Regions from separate parts of the Homo sapiens genome. Here region 2 is linked to region 1. A link is a contact called in ENCODE Hi-C data. All regions are on one chromosome and are shown on one strand. Each heading gives the region's core, a stretch centred on a gene start or an enhancer-like site at or near the end of the contact. The rest is flanking DNA. Distances are from core to core; before and after follow the strand shown.

Region 1 (3,085 bases), core at 255-2,754:
AAGGAAGGCAGGTGAGCCCTCCACAGCTAGTCTATGTGTTAATCCCACGAAGGGTGACAGGAAAAGGACAACTGGGTGCAGTTGGGAGGAGGCCATGGCTTTGCCGAATCCTCAGTCTCAGGTTCTGCAGTCAGCTCCCAGCACCAGCTTGGCAGCTGAGAACCCACATGAGTCACTTTATGTTCCTGAGCCTGTTGGGTTTTCTTGAAAATTAACAGGAATCAGGGGATGTGAGGGCTCTGAAGAGCTCAGCCCTGAGTGATGGCTCTTGCTTGTGGCCAAGGGCTTGGCGAGAAGCAGCCCATCTGCAGGGCTCTCCTGAGCACCCTCGCTGGGCTCTACACGCTCGGGTATATTCAAAGGATTTGGACTGCAGGTTTCTTGGAGCCAAGAGATCAACCATCTGACAGAGCCAGGGCTCAGATTCTCAGCTGCCGAGGGTTTGAGGATCCATGCAGCAACCCAAGCCATCACATGGGGATGAGCCTTCCTTACAGGCCCTCGGTGGTGTTGTGTGGGGATTAAATCTCCACCCCTCATCCTAGTGTTCCGGGCTTCATGAGCTGCTCAGGGTGTCCTCGCCCAACTCACCCTTCTTGCCATGTTCTCCCTTACTCCAGTCACAGTGGTCTTCTCTCAGGTCCCCCTGCATTCTGAAGGCTTCCCTTCCCCAAGGCATCTGCACACACCATCCCTCCCTTTAGCACATACTTCCCCCAACTCCCTCCCCATTTGTGTTCCTATATTCTTTAGGTGTCTGCTCAATGAGGGCAAAGACTTTGTCTCTCTTGTTCACTGCCAATTCCTTTACTTCTTAAGCTGCCTGGTTCACAGTAAGTGCTTAGTAAATATGGATTAAGAAATGAAAAAAATATTGAATAGTGCAGATCCCAACCAATTTGATTCATGAGCATATAAGGGAAATAGTGAGAGTTTCAGTTTTGCGTTTTCCTTACCTTTCTACTTCTAGGCTCCTACGCTAAAGGCAGGAAATGTGTAGAGTCCTAGTGGATTGCTTTGATCCAAAACTTTGTTTAGTATCATTTCCCATGGGCTTATTTTGTCACCTTTGGAGGGAAAGTCTTGTCTGTGCCAGGGCAGTAATCAAAAGCTTAGAGCTAAAAAGTATTAAGCTTTATTTTATTCCAGGTTCTCTTCATTTAATATTTCGGATCCTTACAAAAGCCTGGCTGGTTTTTCTATCCTTAATTGATCACTGAGGACTGGAGCTTCAGCAGCATTAAGAAATTTGCTTAGGGTCAAAATTCTTGTAAGTTGCACAAGCAGATTTTGACTTCAAAGCCAACATTCAGTTCTGGGTGACCCGGTAGGTCATAAATCGAAGGTGTTCCTGGGAGTGTCACGGGGTCATAAATTATAGCAATCCCTTGCAGGATGCCTTACTGGGGGGATTGGGTGGGTTGATGACAAGGTTCTAAGAAATGAAACCTCCAGCAGCTCCAGCCTACACCAAGTGTGGCCTGAGCCCCAAGCCACCATGTTAGGTAACCCTGGGCAAGGCTTCCGGCCTCTCCTGACTTCCCCAACCTCATTTGCAGGAGAGAGAACATAGCATCCAAAGGCAGCTGACAGCTCTGGAGTGGTGAGAGAATTAACTTATAAATGATTGGGATGCACTTGGCCAATGTAAAGTGCTATATAAATGGTTCATAGTCACAAGCACCCTATCAGGCATCCAGGGCTACTTCTGAGCCTGTGGTCCCTGTGTAATGATCCTGAACCTTACAAAGTGCTTTACAAATAGTAAATTATTCATTCACAGGACACCCAAGGGAAGCAAGAAAGTATTCCTCTTACTTTAGATGAGTTGAGATCCAACATTGGCTGGGGCTGCTCAGCCAGGAATCCTTGCAAAGCCAAGTTTAGATCCCTGTGGCTCCCTGGGTTGGGACAGGCTGGGCCCAGCTGCTCCAACCTAGGAGGGCCAGGCTCAGGACTGAGAGCAAGGCTGTGCTCTTGTGGGCTCTGGTCAGGCGTTTGTCTGTAAGACTCTGGAACTGAAGGCTGTGGTTTGCGTCAGTGAGAAGCACAGAGAAATAAACAAATAGAGCCTGGGAGTGGAAAATGCACAGTGACTTCTTGTTGTCAAGGTACTTGGCCTTGGAGTAGGTTAGACACTTCCAGGAGAGGGACCAGCAGCCATGGAGAAGAGATGCAGTGGGGCGGGAGGAAGGAGAGGACACTGAATTTGGCCATGTCCACGTAAGGTCCAGGGATGTCCTCCTCTTCCAGGACAGTCCCAAGTACACCAGGCCTAGAGAGAGGCCCTTTCTCAGTCAGGGTTCACACCTGACTTTAGTCAGGGCAGCAGAACTCAGGACAGCAGGAGAGGCCTCCCTTGTCAAGAGTCAGGAAAGAAACCCTATTCAGAGAGGCTGCCACACAGGGTCAGGTCCAGGGGCCTGAGGATGAGGGTAGTTTGGCCAGGAAAGGCTAGGTGTTAGAGCACTTCATACTGCAGGGGCCTGAGACTCCTGGTCCCTTCGTCTCAGTTCTGACACTGTCTCCCCTCTCTGGTACCCGAGAGAAGTCCAGAACCCACCTGGGTTTCAGGCCTCCTGAAAGTGGGAATCAGAAGGCCTGTCCACTGTCTTCCCAAGAAGCAATGAGATGCCTGCAGCCTCTGTGTGTCAGACATGACCTGGGTTCTCCACTGCATGTGGTGCTGCAGATACAAGCCAGAAATCAGGAGAGAGGAGAGGACGTGGGGCTTTTGCAAAGCAGAGCCCTGAGTTAATTGAAGATGTTAATAACCGGCTTCCCTACCAACTCACTGCGTGACATAGGACATACGTCTTAACCTCGTCCCCAACGAGAAAACAAAGATAACCATCACTATCGCTTTGCCACCTGTGTGGAGGGCAGATGCCCTGACATGCTAATGGGCGCATGAGTTATGTATCCCAGTGTCGGGTCAGTCCCTGGTGCTAGGATGGCACTTATGTCCCTCTTTGGGGGCCCAGGGGTGGCATTTGGCGGATCTAACGGCCAACAATCTCAAGACCTCAAACCCACCCACGGTCAGTTAACAAGCGTCTAGCAGGTGACATTTTTATTGTTGTTT
Region 2 (2,856 bases), core at 324-2,823, 58 kb after region 1:
GGTCAAACAGATGACATATGAACTGACTGTAAATTTGTTTCAATGTGTACTGGGAGGGAGGGAAATTAACAAATATGTCAAATCCATGATCTATTAAGTATTGTTGTTTTCCATAAAGTTCTTCTGTTCAAGAAAAAAAGCAAGTCAATTTAAATTTTCTTTAAAGGAAAATAGTAAGTAAATGTTGATACAGATGGTTGAGGTGTAGCAAAAATCATGGGAAAAAATAACAAATAAATGACTAACATTTTGGGAAGCTTTGCAATAGACGAGCATATTCATGTACATGAGCTCCCCTGACCCTGAATCCCACAGAGCACAGGCATTCTCTCCACTTTAGAGATGGGTAAACTGAGGCTCAGGAAGGGTAAGTATGTGACATGTCAACTGACCAGGAAATAATGGAGCCAGGGCTCAAAATCCTGTGTACTTTTTAAATGTTGGCTCCCATCTCAAGTTGATGGCTTTTGTCTGACCTTTTGGCATGCGTTTGTTTTGGCAAATGGGGAGGTAGGGAGGTGGGTGGGTAAAATTGAGGGGTTCACTTTGGGCCTCCCTCAAAGCATCTCTGAGTGCGGAGCAGCAAGTAATCATCCCCACAGCGAGGTTCTGAAGCTCTCAGGGCAAAAGGCAAGTCTTGAGGCTCCCAGGAGGAGGCGGGTCTGAATGCTCCTGCTGGTTGGAATCTCACACCTTAGTCTGCAGGGCAAGGAGGAGCTGTTCTTTGTGACTTGGTTTAGACAAAAGTACATAGACCTGGGTCCCTGTGGCCCTGGCTGTCAGCCGGTTCAAGGCTGGAGGTGGTGCCAGGCCCCAGCTTGGGGCTGGGACACAGGTTGCTGCCCTTGAAGAGCCCACAGGGGCAGAAGGGACAGTCTACAAATAGACCCAAAGACACAGCACACTGCAAACTTGCAGAGGCTTTGAGCGCTGCACAGAGCAGGACACCCAGCGGGGGCCAGTCATCTCCGCTTTCTCAGGCCACAGTCAGGGAAGCATAAAAAAGAACCTTGGAGAGAAAGGGGGAAAAAAACCCACTCTTGCATTAAATCCTGGTAGCAAGCAGACTATCCTAGGGCCAGCTTGGGAGAGTAAGGAAGGCACTCTGGGAGCTGGCATGGCACAAGCCAAGGAAAAGCCAGTGGAAAAAGTTGGGGGATCTGTGGGCAGTTTGGGGAGCAGGTGACCCCAGCCTGAGACAGAAAGCAGCCATTGGGAAGGCAGGCATGAGCCCACCTCAGGGTTGAAGGGAGGCCAGCCCTTCCCAGAGGTGGAGAGGGGAGCCTGGCAGAACGGGACTTGTCCACTGGTGCTTGGACTTTGCAAACAACCGGGCTTGCTGTAGCCAAGCTTACCAAGTGGACACTTACCTTGCCTCTTCCCCGATTATTTCATATCCTTCTGTAACTCTCACCCTGAGACCCAGCCTGGCCTTCCCCTAGCTGCAGATTATTCTGCTCCAAAAGCACAGCAGAGGACGGCTCCTTACTCGAGGAATGCGGGCGGCGGTCGTCCAGAGCCGATGATGAAACGGGCTATTTCTGCCCCGGGACATCAGCAGGGCTCTGGGCTCTGGCTCCAAGGCACACACTCTCCTGTTTTTAATGTTTCCCTAAACAAATGTTTTCCTTCCCACCTCGGGATATTTTTATTTGACTCTAGGTGCTGGAATAGCTTTAGCAATCATTCTGGATTGAAGTTGGAATCGTGGTTAGGGTCCGGCTAAGCGGCAAGCAATTTCTCACTCCCCAAGTGATCTGTTACTCGTGGCTGATTTGGAAGTAAAAATAGCAGCTGAGGCTGTTTGTTTAATCTGACTGTTACTTGACACCACGCGGGTGTTGCAGTGCGGACTGTTTGCCTCTTCCCCACCAAGAACACCATTTGGTTTCCCCCGGCTGGGTCTCTATTTAGGTAAGCTTCGCGGACTTCCCGTGTCTGGCCGGCTTCTGGTCACTGATCTTCCTCAGGTGGGTAGGTTTGTGAGCTAGAGGAGGCTTGGGTCCTGAATCCACTCTCCTATCACCTTTGGGCAGCCTGGATAAAGAGGAAAGAAGTCTTGGCTGCTGGGCAGAGCCGGGTTTCTCTCCCATTCCCGAGGAGGCCTGAGCAGCTGGACACGCAGAGAGCGGAAGGTACAGCCCAGACACTTGTCTGGCTCCTTAGCGTGGGCAGGGAGGCTCAAGTTCATGGCGGGAGGGATGTTCCCGCTGGGCCGATGCTGTGCTGGGGAAGTAGTTCGGTGCCAGGGTGCTGTGCAGGGTGGTATGTGTGTGCCGGGAGCCCATTGGTGTTGGGGCTAAGGTTCTTGGTGTGCTGGATGGGCCTCGGGGACCACGTACCCGGAACCGTGTACATGTGTGACTTTGTCCTTAGGTGTCATCTGTCAGGGATCTCTGCTCCCACATGGCTGAGTGCACAGATGTGCCCAGGCCACTGCGCTGTCAAATGGGTGACCCCATGGTCCCAGGTTTTCAGCATTCAGGGCTGAGGGAGGCTGGCTTTCTTAGCTCCCCCAGCGCTGGGCCAGGCAGGGTCACACCAGCTGTAACAAAGAGAAAAACTGGTGACTGAGACGTTCTGGCCTGTGGGCTCTGCGAGCATGTGTGTCCCCAAAACAAAGCCCGCCACAGGCTGCCTGTTCTTACACACCCTGGGAGGGCCCCCACCAGACTCCCACAGGGTATGCTTGACTGAGTCTAAAATTACCTCTTTTATTTTCTGGTGGAGAAGAATTGAACATTGAGAACGGCAGTGGTCAATGTGTGTGGAAAGCTAGATAGCCTTAAGAAAAATCATTGTGTAGGCCTTTCAGGTAGCTCCCTAAGTATAGGAACCTGGGAAGCAGATTAAACA

What was found. Hi-C counts contacts between places; a loop is a spot of excess contacts on that map. Pooled maps may share reads with other maps.
Region 2: a map of left cardiac atrium shows a loop between it and region 1 (5-fold over the local background). The contact joins the promoter of C10orf71-AS1 here to the enhancer-like site in region 1. A Hi-C loop is called at or near these places in 6 of 168 maps with a recorded cell type or tissue (CD14-positive monocyte, Right ventricle myocardium inferior, endothelial cell of hepatic sinusoid and 3 more) and 3 of 50 pooled maps.

What each region holds. Positions count from the first base shown.
Region 1 is chr10:49,239,632-49,242,716 of GRCh38, forward strand. No RefSeq gene overlaps it. Among named protein-coding and RNA genes, the nearest start is that of TMEM273, 53 kb to the left of the region's middle. Within about 2 kb of position 1,505, at least 3 of the 41 ENCODE cell types and tissues checked have a DNase peak (open chromatin) inside an H3K27ac peak, as active enhancers do; they include CD14-positive monocyte, where a contact is called at or near this core.
Region 2 is chr10:49,297,320-49,300,175 of GRCh38, forward strand. It overlaps C10orf71-AS1 (C10orf71 antisense RNA 1), which reads right to left and starts at 1,574. Exons shown (of 2, transcript NR_108038.1): 1 at 1,371-1,574. It overlaps C10orf71 (chromosome 10 open reading frame 71), which reads left to right and starts at 1,851. Exons shown (of 3, transcript NM_001135196.2): 1 at 1,851-1,914.